Linked DNA regions of Homo sapiens: regions 1, 3, 4 and 5 are each linked to region 2. A link is a contact called in ENCODE Hi-C or POLR2A ChIA-PET data. All regions are on one chromosome and are shown on one strand. Each heading gives the region's core, a stretch centred on a gene start or an enhancer-like site at or near the end of the contact. The rest is flanking DNA. Distances are from core to core; before and after follow the strand shown.

Region 1 (2,910 bases), core at 324-2,823, 600 kb before region 2:
AGACAATGGCAGGTATAAACGTTTTATTGTAAATATGAAAAAGGAAAAAATGCTTTCACTATATTAGAGGACTTGAAGTAACGTGAAGTGATTCCAACCCTTTATCTTTATTTTATTTATTTATTTTATTATTTATTTTTTTGAGATGGAGTTTCACTCTTGTTGCCTAAGCTGGAGTGCAATGGAGTGATCTCAGCTCACTGCAACCTTCACCTCCCGGGAGCATGCTGCTCTATCTTTTTTTTCAGATGTTTGAGCTATTCCAGGTTTTTTGGGATTTCTGTTGGTTTGTTTTGTTTTTTGCTTTTCTACATAATTGTTTGGATAATCTTGTCAGTATCTACGAAGTGCCTTGATAGTAAATATATTAACCCTGTGTATCAATTTGGGGTAATTTCACATTTTTTTCTATGTTGAGTTTATCAATAAATTGATATTGTATATGTCTCTATCTGGGTGTCTTTGATTTCTTTCATCAGCATTTTGTAGTTTTAAAATCCTGAGAATGTTAAATTAACATATTTTTTGACTTTTTTTTTTTTTTTTTGAGACAGAGTCTTGTTCTGTTGCCTGGTCTGGAGTGCAGTGGCACAATCTCAGCTCACTGCAACCTCCGCCTCCCAGGTTCAAGCGATTCTCCTGCCTCAGCTTCCTGAGTAGCTGGGATTACACGCGTATGCCACCATGCCCAGCTAATTTTTGTATTTTTAGTAGAGATGGGGTTTTACCGTGTTGGCCAGGCTGGTCTCGAACTCCTGACCTCAAATGATCCACCTGCCTTGACCTCCCAAAGTGCTGGGATTACAGGTGTGAGCCACCTCGCCCGGTTAATGCTTTTTTAAAACCAACAATTGGTGACCTAAATTCTCACTGGCCTTAGCCCTCCATGCCCCTGGTGCTGTCACTAGAAAACTCTCTGGAGCTGAGCACAGGGTTACCTCTGTCCCTCCCGAAAGAACAGGGAATAGAAAAGGAGAGGATTTCTATTCTGCTTTGTGGGCCGTCAGCATGAAATTGCACATTCTGCCCAGGCAGGGCTTTGCAGTTCATGTATTAACTTGCGTCGCTTTCACAGACAATCCCAGGGCTTAATTAAATTGCTAAATTTAGTTTTTTATGTATTTATTTGAGAGACTGAGTCTCTGTCGCCCAAGCTGGAGTGCAGTGGCCGTCATAACTCAGTGTAAACTCGAACTCCTGGGCTCAAGCGATCCTCCCGCCTCAGTCTTCGGGGTAGCCGGGACTACAGGTGCCCGACCGCACGGTCGGCTTAAGATTAACTTTAATAGCAGGAATTTTCCTGGATCTAATCATTAGCCGACTTTGCTCAGTCCCGGCAAGAGTACAGTTCCGAGACAGCTGAGTTGCTCCAGTCTCCTTGACAGGTCTCCCCGGCAAAACCCGGAAAACAGAGGCACTGGAAGCGAGGCGGAGGGAAGCGCAAGCCCCACTCCGCCCCGCCCCCGCCCCCGCCCCCGCCCCCGCCCCCGCCCCCGCCCCCGCCCCCGCCCCCGCCCCCGCCCCCGCCCCCGCCCCCGCCCCCGCCCCGCTCGGACCCCTCCGCTGCGCGCGCAGTTTCCCACAAACCCGGAAGCGGATCGCGTGGAGTGAAGGTCACGCCGCGGCGCGTGAGTTTCCCTTTGTGTAAATTAATCTGCGCTTCCCAACTCCCCCGCGCTTCTGTACCCGGGATCTGAGGGGCCACACAGACCTTGAAATCCTCGCACCGCTCCCTCTACCCCGACCAAATTCAGGCGTCTCCGTGAGAGTCAGGCGGTCGCTTCCCTGTGTGTTTAAATCGCTCGGCGGCGGGTCCTGTCCCCCGTCCTTCTGCCACAGGGCCATGTAGTCACCTCCTGTCGCGGAGTTTTCCTGTTTCAAGTCCTTCAGTGATGCTTACATCCGCCCCGCACAGCGTAAAGTCCTCCCCCGCTAGGCGGATTCCGGTCTATGCGGTCCCCCAAGCCTCGCCTTTGTTGGCCCTGGAGCACAGCGCTCCAATCTCAATCCAGGAGAAGCCGCGTCTTCTGCCCAGTGCTGGGATTCTGCAGACGCCACCCATCTCTTGATCCAGACCCTACCTTTACCCTCCTTGATACGGGGCCCCGCTACTCCCCAGGCCTCCTCTTCCCAGACACCGCTTCTCCTAACCCTGCGTGTGGGGAGGTGACTTACTCTGTCTCTTGACATCCAGTGTTCTTGCGGGCCAAATAACACCCCACTGAAAAGGTGTTCTGCTTGTGGACATCGGATCCCAATTCCTTCCATGTGAATGTGTGCAGAAAGAGAGACGGAGAGCGAGGGAGAAGAAAGAGAAAAATTTTGAAGGAGAAAAGAAGATTGAGGGAGAGCCGTAAGCAGATGGCAAAGTAGAGAGTGGATGGAGGATTTGCAGAGACAGCGAATGAAGCCGAGAAAGTAGCAGGGGGAAAAAAGCAACTGGAGAAATGCAGAGAAAAGTTCCATCTCCGGAGAGATGAAGGACAGCAAGATAGTGAGAGGGGCAGCAAAGTGGGAAGTTCCTCAGTTTGAGAGTGGGGGAGAGGGGGAGGGATTTGGAGCCAGGGCAGACAGAGCAGCGTGGTGCTGGGACAGCAAGAGGAGTCAGCTGGTGACAACGAGAGCAGAGGGAGAACCACAGCAGGTGGAGGCCTGGGATCTCAGGGTGCCAGAGAGTGGGGACAAGGGGGTGTAACAGAAAAGAAGGGATTTAACAGAGAGAGCAGAGGGGGAGTAGAGTCAGGGGAAGAGGCAAGACCGGGCACAGTGGCTCACGCCTGTAATCCCAGCACTTTGGGAGGCCAAGGTGGGTGGATCACGTGAGGTCAGGAGTTTGAGACCAGCGTGGGCAACATGGTGAAACCCCATCTCTACTAAAAATGCAAAAATTAGCCGGGCGTCAGCGCGCGC
Region 2 (2,950 bases), core at 149-2,648:
GCCCGACATCACACCTGGCTAATTTCTGTATTTTATTCGACACGAGATTTCGCCATGTTGACTAGGCTGGTCTCGAACTCCTGACCTCAGGTGATCTGCCCGCCTTGGCCTCCCAAAGTGCTGGGATTACAGGCATGAGCCATTGCACACGGCCTTTATTTTTATTTATTTATTTTTTAATTAAGAAACAAGGCGGGCATGGTGGCTCATGCCTGTAATTCCAGCATTTTGGGAGGGCGATACAGCTGGATCGCTTGAGCCCTGGAGTTGGAGACCAGCCTGAGCAACAAGGCAAAAGCCCGTCTCTACCAAGTACACAAAAATTAGCGCGGTGTGGTGGCGCGCGGCTGTGGTCCCAGCTACTCTGCAGGCTGAGGTGACAGGATCGCTTGAGCATAGGATGTTGATGATGCAGTGAGCTGTGATCCTGTCACCGCTCTCCCGCCTGGGCAACAGAGTGAGACCCCATCTCCAATAAAAAAGAATAAAAAAGAAATACCTGGGTCCTGGGTCTGGGGGCAGCGAATCTAAGGCCAATTAAGGCAAACTTTCTAAAACTAGACAAAAAGGAAAAACCCCATCTCCCCATCCGGAGTAACAAAGGATCAAAGGCCGCTGTCCCTACCGCCCTCCTCCTTCCACCACGTCTCAGAAAGGGAAAGAGCCCAGGAGTGGCCATGGCCAAGCACCGGCCACACCTTCATCTGCATAGGGCACCCATCTGCTCCGGCCTCGGGCCAATTCACCTCAGCATTTCGTTGGCCAAGGGCCAAAAATCCTTCATCCAGATAAGGGGTAGCCCATAGGGACCTCAAAATAAATACTTTAACCCCCTAAAACTTTCTAAACGGGTCCCCGGAGACGCTGGCTCGGGCCCACTCCCCTCTGTGGAGTGCTTTCTTGATTGCATATATTCGTTTTCCAGGAGTTGGAACTAGGTAGCAACACCGCACAAGGAGGGAGGTGGGGAGCGACGGAGCCTTCGGACAGGGGTGGCGTCTGCAGGATCTTAGGACCAGGCAGAGGACGCGGCCTCCCGGGAACCGGGGTTGAGGCGCGGCGCTCCTGAAGCCGCCGAGAGCGACGGTGGGAGGCGCCTAGGGCTGGAATCCAGCTCGCGGGTGAGGACTTGAAACAGCGCGAGGCGGGAGGACAGGTCAGGAAGGGTTTTGAGAAGGAAAATTCCGCGATAGGAGGTGTCTGCACGACCCCACTGCAGAAAGACCGAGGACGGGACCTGCCTCAGGGCCACTTTAAACTCGAAGGGACTCACGGACTCTCACCCGGACGTCTCAATTTGCTCTGGGTTGAGAAAGAGGGGCCGCAATTTCCAGGTCTGTGGGGACTCAACGTCCCCGGTATAGCAGCACCACAGGACTGGGAAGCACACATAAAACAGAGCGAAACTCACGCGCTGTGGTGTGACCTTCAGTCCCTGCCATCCGCTTCCGGGTCTATGCCAATCAGCGCAGGACAGAGGCCAGGCCTGGGCGGGACCCCCGAGAAGGTAGGCGGGGCCTGGACTAGGCCGGGATGAGACGCGAAGAGGTGGGCGGGGCCTGAACAAGGCCGGGGCGGGGTTGAGAAACAAGGGGCCTGGCTGGGAGAAGAGTCCTGGGCTATGAGGGGTCGGCGGGGGCGAGAAGCGGGTGGGTCCTGAGCTTTCCTCCATCTCGCTCTCTGCGCCTTTTTTCCAGGTTTTGGAGGCGAAAGCCGCCAGTGAGGCTGGAGCAGCTCAGCAGTCATTGAAATAGTACCTCCCTGAGAAGTCAACGTGAGGCGGTCATTGGACCCAGGAAAGTTCCTTGCTATTGAAATTAATTTTAGCAATTTATGTCCAAAATCTGGAAGTTGTCAAGGGAAGGAATGCAAACTAGAATGCGAAATACAAAGCTCTGCCTCAGCGAAACCTCCAATTTCCTGCTGACGGCCCACAGAACAGAATAGCAAATCCTCTCCCTTTCTATTTTCCATTCACTGGGGTGGGAGAATCCACCCTGTGCTCAGCTCCAGAGACTTCCTCAGGGCCACCGCCTGGGGTGCGGAGCGGAGGCCTCAGGCCAGGGAGGAGTGAGGTCACCACCTCCTGCTTAAACACAGCAGGGATGTGGGCGAGGTGGCGAGTCTGGGGTCCCGGCTACTCAGGAAGCAGGAGCCGCAAGACCGCTGAGCCCGGAGGTCCAGGCCAGCGTGGGCGACAAAGTAAGACCCTCTACCCCAGAGCTCCTTCCTCCGCCTCAATAAGAAAAAAAGGGATTTTTAAAAAAAGCATTGACATTGTAACAGTGTGTAGCAGGGCTAGCGGCAGACAAAACTTCTCAGACACTGAGTTGTAGAAGGAAGGGCTTTATTCAGCTGGGAGCGTCAGCAATCTACTGCCTTGAAATCCGAGCTCCCTGAATGCACAATTTCTGTCCTTTTTAAGGGTTCACAACACTAAAGATTTCACATGAAAGGGTCGTGATTGATTTGAGCGAGCAGGCGGTACGTGACAGGGGATGCATGCACCGGTGGTCAGAGAGAAACAGAACAGAGCGGGGAGTTTTACAATGTTCTTCTATACAATGTCTGGAATCTATGAATAACATTGGGTTCTAAGCCATAAGTTGATTTTTAACTACTGGGTTTAGGCCAGGCAGGCCCAGGCCTGGTTTCGGGCCTGGCCCCGGGGCTGCCTGTCTTTGGTTTTACTTTCTTGTTGTTTTTTCTTAAAACAGGTACTGAGTATAAAACAATATGAGAGGGTCTCTGTCTTCCTTTATTTCTTCTTTTTGAGAGTCTCACTTTTTATTAGTGGGAGTTCTTACTCTTGTTTTTGCTACTTATGTCTTTTTGTGTAATAGATTGATAGTGATTCATATAGTACACTTGTGCTGAATCATTTTGGTGAACTAAGGTAGCGATGAAGCTTTTTATCATTTGAAGAGGTACAGGTAGCAAACAAGAGAGC
Region 3 (2,902 bases), core at 331-2,830, 760 kb before region 2:
GTAATTTTCATCCTCATGAGTACAATTTAAAGAAACAAATTTTAAATTAGAGTATAAAGTCACAAATCAATACATTAAAACCACCATCCATATCCAATCAACTCACAGCTCATCTGGGTGGGGTCCTCGCCCACTCTCTTCACTACTATGTGTTTCCCGCTCTCATTCTGCACGTCTTTTTTCCCTTTGCTGTTTTTCTCCCCTTTCTTTATTCCCTCTTTTATGTCTATTCTGCCCAATGCTTCGAAATTTATTTCACCTCTTGTTGCTCTTTCTCCCCAAACTTTCCCATTGTCCCCAGCCGCCACGTATTCCTGCCTCTTTTCCCCCATCTGAGCTCCCTGTCTGCTCTCCCTGTTAAAATCCCTCTTCCCTGTTAAATTCCCTTTTCCCTGTTACATCTCCTTTGTTCCCACTCTCTAGCACCCCCAACTTCCTAGGCTTCCTCCTTGCTGTGGTTCTCCCTCTACTCTCCTTTGTTACCCACTCCCCTCTCCTTCAGTCCCAGCACCACGTGGCTCTGTCAGCCGCGGCTCCGACTCTTACCTTTTCCGCCCCCCGCGTCTGACTGCAGTGCCTCCTCCTTTGCCGCCCCTCTCTATTTTGCTGCCCTTCAGCTCCCTGAAGCTCTCCCTTTTCCCTAATTTCTTTATGTGCTTTTCTCCCCGTGCTACTTTCTCCATGCGTCCTCTTGCACTCTTGCTCTCTTTGCCAGTACCTAAATTATCATCCATTTTGCCGTGTACTCATTCTTTTCTCCCCAGTTTTTCTTTCTGTCCCGTCGCTCCCCCTCTTTTCCTCTCCTGATCCCTCTCACCCACACATTCAGGAGGAAAGGGGAGGAATACGATGCCCACCTCCCGGAAGAGCACATTTTCCAGTGGAGTAAAAATTTGGGAAGGAACGACAGTGGGTGTCACAAGACAGACTCGGGTGACCTCCTGCAACGCGGAGTCAGGAAAAGCAGTGGCTGTGAAGGGGCAGCCTGGGGAGGGGAAGGACCCGGCGTGAGGAGGACACTAGGTGGCGCGCGGAGGACACTAGGTGGCGCGGGGGACGGTGTCTCAGGACAGGGAGGGTCTGCAGAATCCCAGGACCTGGGAGAAGAAGCGGCTCCTTCAGGAGCTGGGCAGCGGGCGCTCCCCTCCAGGCGTCGACAAGGGCGAAGCTCGGGGGTCTCGACTGGTGGGAATCCACCTCGCGAGGGAGGACTTGACTTCGCCCGGGGCCGAAGCAGGGGTCAATGAGAGTTTTAAGCAGGAACACGACCTGAATGGGGTTATCGACATGGTTATCTACATGGCAGAAAGGCAGGGGGCAAGGAACAGCCTGAGAGAGATTTTAAACCGACAGGGAAGCAATTCTCGGACTTACGTGGGGAGAAGTGCCTGTTGCAGGGGCGAAGGGGCTATGGGTATTTTAAGGTCCGTAGCGATCCCCAGATCACTGGTACGGAGAAGTGAGGACTGCAAAGTGCACGTTTAATCCAGGCAGACGGAGCGAAGTAATGTTTAATCCACGTAGACTGAAACACACACACAGCGATAAGGCCTTTCCCTGGCGCAATCTGCTTCCGGGAGTGACGGAAACTGCTAGCGGAGAGAAAAAACTGGGAGGCCAGGGGGCGGGGCCTGGGCGAGCCGCGACCAGCAAGGGGCGGGTCGGAAAGAGGGGCCTGACTCGGGGAGGGACCCTGAGAGGGTGGAGCCGGGCCGGAGCGGCAGTGGGCGTGGCTAGGTGGGGCGGGACGGAGCCGCGGCGGAGGATGGGGCGGGGTTTCATGGGGTAAGCGGGGCCGAAATAGAGCCTGTTATTTACTCTGGTTCACAGGCAGCATGTCTTTGGTTTTCTGACTACTTCTTGTCCTGTGAAGCAGCGTTGCTGCCTGCCTATTTTAAGTTAATGTTTCAAAATTTAAGGTTAAAGCTTAAAGTTGTGGTCCACTTATATTAGAAACTAAGATGATTTCTTAACAAGTTGAACTAAGTCAAAACCGATTTTTACAAGCTTGGTGGACTCCATCCACTCTTGCCGATGATGCTGAAGCTACTCAATAGTCAGGGAACTAGGATCTCGCTGGGGATTTGATGTGGAGCCGTGGCTGGATCCAGGAACCCGGAAGACATTATGCCAAGCGAAATATGCTAGACACAGAAAGACAAATACTGCCTGTGCTTTTACACGTGCAAAGTACAAACGTCAAATTTACAGTAACAGATTAGAAGGGTGGTTACCAGGGCTGGGGGATGTATCCTATGCCTTTATCACCATTATATTTTGGAAGCAGATAACTTCTCTGGCCTCACAGATTCACAGCTGGGCAGAAATTTTGCCTCAGGATGAATCACACCTTGATTCTCACCCATGTGTGGTTCAGATAATATTTAGGGGGTATTCTGCCCTAAGAGCTGATACAGGAATGGATTAAGACTTTTGAGAGTTGATACTGAAATGGATTAAGTCTTTTGAGATGGGCCAGCAGTTTTGGAGGCCCAGGTGGGCAGGTCACTTGAGCTCAAGAGTTCAAAACCAGCCTGGACAGCATCGTGAGACCCCCATCTCTACAAGAAATACAAAAAGTAGCCAGGCTTGGTAATGCACTCTTGTAGTCCCAGCTACTTGGGAAGCTGAGGTGTCAGAATTGCTTGAGGCCAGGGATTTGAGATCATCCTGGGCAACATAGCCAGACCTCTCTACAAAAAATTAAATTATCTGGACATGGTGGCCTGCACGTGTGGGCCCAGCAACTCGGAAGGGTAAGGAAGGAGGATCATTTGAGCCCAGGAGGTGAAGGCTGCAGTGAGCCATGAGAAGAGGAGATTTGGTTGGGTGCAGTGGCTAACGCCTATAATCCCCACACTTTGGGAGGCCAAGGTAGCAGGGAGCTAACTTGCATTCTTCT
Region 4 (2,888 bases), core at 189-2,688, 640 kb after region 2:
CTGACCAACATAGAGAAACCCCGTCTCTTCTAAAAATACAAAAAAAATTAGCCGGGCGTGGTAGCGCATGCCTGTCATCCCAGCTACTGGGGAGGCTGACGCAGGAGAACCCCTTGAACCCAGGAGGCGGAGGTTGCAGTGAGCCGAGATCGCACCATTGCACTTGAGCCTGGGCAACAAGAGCGAAACTCCGTCTCAAAACAAACAAACAAACAAACAAAAAATTATTCTCTGGAAATTCTGGGTAACGTCAGTGGATTACATCAATGTTAATCTTCTGGTTGTGGTATTATATACTACAATCACCAGCTGAGGTAACCAGGTGAAAGGTACACAAGATCTCTCAATTTTATTTCTTGTAACTACATATGAATCTAAAGTCTATCTAATTAAAAGAGAAAAAGATTTTCAGAAAAAAAGCATTTTGTGAACATACTTCAACATTGTGTACAACTATAGCTACTTCCTTGGCATAAATACCAAAAAGTGGGATTTTGAGTCAAAATGAGACTGTGGTTAAGTACCTGCAACATCCTGTAGACCCTGTGACGTTAGTACTTGGAATGAGAGCGGGACTCACGGGGCATAACTGCTACCTGTACATTGTTTACAATGCAGCAAGCAAGGGACACCGAATAGCAGCTCCGGCAGCCTGTGCTAGCGGCCTGCAGAGAATTCCAGGTGACGCTCCAGAGGGGCTAGGAGAGGATACCCTTCTGAGGACAGCCATGGCTCGCCCGGCATCACCCCACTCAAGAGGCCAGACGGGGTCCCAGCTGGGGTGACACAGCTCCTTTCCCAGTCGGGAAGGGGCGTCTGCAGGGACCAGGAAGGGCTTAGCTTGGGGCTGCCCGCTCCGGCACCGACCTGGGACGCGCCCTGAGGCCCCTGCCTGGGACCGTCCCGGACTACATTTCCCAGAGACCATCCAGGAGTACGCCGTGCTGCATGCTGGAACACGGGGCTTGGGGCTCTGGTTTCCCCCGACGGCCCCGCGTCCTCTTCTAGCCTCACCCTCTCCCGAGGCCCCAGCGTTGGGGGACTACCGGGTGCGTCTGCGGCTTTGGGAGAGTGGGAGGAGGGAAAGGGATGGGAGGGGTGCACGCACACGTGTCAGTGTGTCCGCGTGTCAGCATCTGTGCAGGCGCACGTGTGTGTCGGGCTCTGTTGTGTCTGCACATGCGTGTCGGCATCTGTGCGTGCGCACACGCCCGTCAGGGTCTGTGTGCCCGCACAGGCACGTCAACAGCTGAGCACGCTATGTATCGGGGGTCTGTGTACGCTCACATACGTGTCGGGGTCTGGGTACGTGCACATACGTGTAGGGGTCTGTGTGCACATGCGTGTCGGGCTCTGCTGCTGTCTGCGCGCTGCGGCCGCTGGGTGCGCGTGCGCATGCGCGCTGGCCTCCAGGGGGTGGCGGGACCGAGTGTGTGACGCACTTGCGTGGGAGTACGAGGCTGACGCGGCGGCCCTGTCCCCGTAACTGTGACACGGGTGCACGCGAGCGTCATTGGGGGCGATGGGGGCCGTGCTGGGTGCGCGTTTGCACCAGTGACGCAGCCGCTGCATCTCCGCCAGTCCGCGCAGGTGAGATTGGTGCGCGTGGCTCCGAGGGGAGACGGGCACGGGGCTTCTGACGGTGACGCACTTGCTGGAGAGTGTGGGGTGACACAGCCGGGCTCTCCCCATAACTGGTGACCGGGGGTGCTCCAGAGGCTTTGGGTCAACGCAGCCCGTGCCTGTGAACCTCGGCGGTGCGTCCCTGGGACTCTGCTCCGTGAGGTGCGCTCTGGGGGTTGTGCGGGGGCAGCGGTCGGGACGGGTCTCCGTGGCCCACGGATGCACCTCTGCACCGTGTGGGGTGGTGGGGCCCGTAGCATGGCCGTGCTGGGCGTTAGTGGGTATGAGGGGCGCAGATGTGTCTCAGGACAGAGTGAGCTGTGGTGAGGCTGAGCTGTGCAGACTTGTGCTGGGATGGGTGATCGGGCCTTCTGGGTGACGCAGGTGTGTGTGACAACACAACCTGTAGCTTCAGCGTCTCTGTGCTGGGATGGATGATCGGGCCTTCTGAGTGATGCAGGTGTGTGTGACAGTGCAACTTGTAGCTCCAGCGTCTCTGCTGCTTCCCCTGCCTTCACCTCCTAACCAAGCGGTACCTGCCTGAGAACAAGGGCCGCGGAGGGACGTGAGCGCCTGAGCCTCGCCTGGAAATTCACCAGCAAGAAGGCAGAAACAGCCATGAGGTGACGCTTTCAGAGCCAGAAGTGCTGTGCATGCAGGCCACCTGAGTGACAGGGGACGGTGGCCTCAGGAGTAGAATTCCTCCTGTAGAGGGACAGGTCCCTGATGTGGGAGACAGGGAGGGGGGCAGCTCCACGCGTCATCATCTCAATCGCCACAGCGTGCTCTTCAGGAATCTCCCAGAAACTCCATCTCGGGGCCTCGTATTTCTCATTGGTTTTATTAGGTATGGCAGGTGTTACCCTTCCGGTTCTGTTTTCCCCAGGCCAGCATCCTTCAGAAAAAGCATCCCCGAGGAGGAAGACGAATCGTTAAACATCTGAAAGGGTCAGGTGAGTATCCTTTTTTTTTTATATTAAATGATATGTGTTTATAAGACTTAAGACCAAACATTAAAGGTAGATGACCAAGATTTGAGTCCTGTTTCTGCCTCTTAGCTTTTTGAGCCTTCTGAAGATAGGCTTGTGAGGAGGGTGAAATGCATTAACACGCATAAAACCCATAGACGCGCACCCCTGAGTGGGAGTGCACAGTGAGTGCTGCTGTTTTGTGCTAAGTCTGGATGTCTGTACATCAGGAGCAACGTACATATGAAGGTAACTGGGATGGGTGTTTGCAGGTTCACAAAATGAACCACAGCCTCA
Region 5 (2,755 bases), core at 136-2,635, 570 kb after region 2:
GTTACCTCCATTACCAAGTAGAGCCAGGATGAACTATGTGTGACCAAGGGTGTTGTCAAGTCCTCTTCCCTGAGGACTGATTAGTGTTTATCTTGAAAACATGTACTTAATGGGTTGTATAGAACAGTGAAGTTTCTTTCTCTCTTTTCAACCTCTTAGCTGTTTGTCTATTTCGCATCATAATCTGGCCTAAGGCTTATTTATTAATGAAATGGTTTTAATTTCTTTCTCTATTGTCGTCGTGGAGATGATTTCTCATTGGGGGGAAGACTTTTTGTTTGTTTTCAATTATGTTTTCTCAACAATTGGAAAGTGAAGTAAAAAGTATTTGTTGGGCCAGGTGCAGTGGCTCACGCCTGTAATGCCAGCACTTTGGGAGGCCGAGGCAGGCGGATCACTTGAAGTCAAGAGTTTGAGACCAGCCTGGCCAACATGGTGAAACCCGTCTACAAAAATACAAAAATTAGCCAGGCATGGTGGCACGCGAATGTAATGGCAGGTACTCCGGAGGCTGAGGCAGGGGAATCGCTTGAACCCAAGAGGGAAGAGGCTGCAGTGAACCGAGATCCCGTTACTGCCCTCTAGCCTGGGCGACAGAGAAATACTCTGTCTCAAAAGAAATAAGTAAATAAATAAAGTAATAAATCTCTTCCACAAACGTGCTGAGACAACTAACTGAATATCCAGATGGAAAAGAATACTGTTGGATCCCTATCTCACACAATCAAAATTGTATTTTAAAACATTAAAAAAAAAAAAGGAAAAAAAGAGACGAGGAAGGAAGCGCTGCGGGAGGGGGTGTTACTTTGTCGCTCAGGCTGGCCTGGACCCCCAGGCTCAGCGATCCTCCCGCCGCTGCTTCCTGAGTAGCTGGGACCTCAGGCTCCTGCCCCCGCGCGCGCATCCCTCCCACCCCGGCGCCCCATCCAGCAGGTGGTCACCTCACTCCTCCCTGGCCTGAGCACTCCGTCCCGCATCCATGGCGGTGGCTTTAGGGAAATCTCTGAAGTTGAGCACGGGGTGGACTTGCCCTCCTGAGTGAATGGAGAATAGAAAGGGGGAGGATTTCTATTTTGTTTTGTGGGCCGTCAGCATGAAATCGTACCTTCCGCCCAGGCAGGGCTTTGCATTTCACATTCTAGTTTGCATCCCCGTTCCAGACAATTCCAGGGCTTTTGAATAGTGCCTCAACCTTACTGGCCGGTCTCGACTCCAAAACCCTAAAACAGGCGCTGGAGCGAGGGTGACGGACTCACAGGTCCCACCCCGGCCCCGCCCTCTGCGCCTTCCAAAGGGCAAAGTCTCTCCGCCTCTCGCCCCGCCCCTGCTTCGTCAGGCCCCGCCCACCTCCCAGGTCCCGCCCAGGCCTGGCTTCTGTCCTGCGCGCAGATTCGCGAAAACCCGGAAGCGGATCGCGTGGAGTGACGGTCCCACGGCAGCGCGTGAGTTTGGCTCTGTGTTGTATTAGGTCTGCACTTCCCAGGTCCCTGGCGCTTCTGTACCTGGGGCGTGGGGTCCCCACAAACCTGGAAATTCTCAGCCGTCTTCCTTCACCCAGAGCAAATTGAGACGACCCCGTGAGAGTCCGGGGGTCGCTTCCTTTTGTGTTTAAGGTCGCCCTGAGGCTGGTCCCGTCCCGGGTCTTTCTGCTATAGGGCAATGTATACACTTTCTATCGCGCATTTTTCCTGCTCTAAACCTTTCTCTGACTCCTCCCACCCCGCGCTTTTTGAAGTCCTCACCCAAGGGGTGGATTCTCGCCCACTTCGGCCGGTGGAGCGCAGAACCGCGGCCCCAGTCCCGGGAAGGCCGCGTCCTCTGTCTGGTCCCGGGATCCTGCAGACCCCACCCTTGTCTTAAGGCGCCCTCGCGCCCCCCCCCCCCCACCTCCCTCCTCCTGCCGGGCCCTGCTGCTTCCTAGGTCTCCCCTCCGCAGTCACGGCTTCCCCTGAGCCCACGTTGGGGAGGTGCCCGGGGCTTGTCCTGTTGAAGGAGGCCAGCCCTTCCACACCTGTGGGTATTTCTCGTCAGGTGGGAAGAGAGACTGAGAAAAGAAATAAGACACAAAGACAAAGTATAGAGAAAGGACAGTGGGCCCAGGGGACCGGCGCTCAGCATACGGAGGACCGGCACCAGTGCCAGCCTCTGAGTTCCCTCAGTATTTATTGATCATTATTTTTACTGTCCTAGTGAGGGGAGTGTAGCAGGGCAACAGGTGGGGAGAGGTCAGCAAGAAAACATGTGAGCAAAGGAATCTATATCATGAATAAGTTCAAGGAAAGGTACTGTGCCCAGATGTGCACGTAGGCTAGATTTATGTTTCTCTTCACCCAAACATCTCAGTGTAGCAAAGAGTCACAGAGCAGTATTGCTGCCAGCATATCTCGCCTCCAGCCACAGGGCGGTTTTCTCCTATCTCAGAATAGAACGAATGGAAATGGTCAGCTTTACACCTAGACATTCCATTCCCAGGGACCAGCAGGAGACAGAAGTCTTCCTCTTATCTCAACTGCAAAGAGGCCTTCCTCTTTCACTACTCCTCCTCAGCACAGACTCTTTACGGGTGTCCGGCTGGGGGATGTAAGGTCTTTCCTTTCCCACGAGGCCATATCTCAGGCTGTCTCAGTGGGGGGAAACTTGGACAATACCCAGGCTTTCTAGGGCAGAGGTCCCTGCGGCTTTCCGCAGTGCATTGTGTCCCTGGTTAACTGAGAATGGAGAATGGCGATGACTTTTACCAAGCATACTGCCTGCA

The links. Hi-C counts contacts between places; a loop is a spot of excess contacts on that map. ChIA-PET counts read pairs that join two places held with the same protein, here RNA polymerase II (POLR2A). Pooled maps may share reads with other maps.
Region 1: a loop to region 2 is called in a map of ascending aorta, with 8 times the contacts of the local background. The contact joins the promoter of ZNF480 here to the promoter of ZNF320 in region 2. A Hi-C loop is called at or near these places in 1 of 168 maps with a recorded cell type or tissue (ascending aorta), 1 of 37 single-sample maps with no recorded cell type and 8 of 50 pooled maps.
Region 3: a loop to region 2 is called in a pooled map, with 9 times the contacts of the local background. The contact joins the promoter of ZNF616 here to the promoter of ZNF320 in region 2. A Hi-C loop is called at or near these places in 8 of 50 pooled maps.
Region 4: a pooled map shows a loop between it and region 2 (4-fold over the local background). The contact joins the promoter of ZNF331 here to the promoter of ZNF320 in region 2. A Hi-C loop is called at or near these places in 2 of 37 single-sample maps with no recorded cell type and 7 of 50 pooled maps.
Region 5: a loop to region 2 is called in a map of CD8-positive, alpha-beta T cell, with 19 times the contacts of the local background. The contact joins the promoter of ZNF813 here to the promoter of ZNF320 in region 2. A Hi-C loop is called at or near these places in 1 of 168 maps with a recorded cell type or tissue (CD8-positive, alpha-beta T cell) and 7 of 50 pooled maps. POLR2A ChIA-PET finds 5 or more read pairs at or near these places in 1 of 52 experiments (H1).

Annotation. Positions count from the first base shown.
Region 1 is chr19:52,295,596-52,298,505 of GRCh38, forward strand. It overlaps ZNF480 (zinc finger protein 480), which reads left to right and starts at 1,574. Exons shown (of 5, transcript NM_144684.4): 1 at 1,574-1,628. It overlaps ZNF766 (zinc finger protein 766), which reads left to right. Exons shown (of 4, transcript NM_001010851.3): 4 at 1-451. RefSeq lists enhancers at 1,636-1,685, 1,756-1,805.
Region 2 is chr19:52,896,237-52,899,186 of GRCh38, forward strand. ZNF320 (zinc finger protein 320) reads right to left here and starts at 1,399. Exons shown (of 6, transcript NM_001351774.2): 1 at 1,284-1,399. RefSeq lists enhancers at 934-1,133, 1,334-1,413.
Region 3 is chr19:52,138,358-52,141,259 of GRCh38, forward strand. It overlaps ZNF616 (zinc finger protein 616), which reads right to left and starts at 1,581. Exons shown (of 4, transcript NM_178523.5): 1 at 1,375-1,581. RefSeq lists an enhancer at 1,177-1,416 and silencers at 1,537-1,816, 1,827-1,876.
Region 4 is chr19:53,536,707-53,539,594 of GRCh38, forward strand. It overlaps ZNF331 (zinc finger protein 331), which reads left to right and starts at 1,439. Exons shown (of 6, transcript NM_001079906.2): 1 at 1,439-1,590; 2 at 2,510-2,576. RefSeq lists enhancers at 1,167-1,683, 1,469-1,518.
Region 5 is chr19:53,466,348-53,469,102 of GRCh38, forward strand. ZNF813 (zinc finger protein 813) reads left to right here and starts at 1,386. Exons shown (of 4, transcript NM_001004301.4): 1 at 1,386-1,442. RefSeq lists a silencer at 1,230-1,359 and enhancers at 1,430-1,669, 1,606-2,167, 2,168-2,730.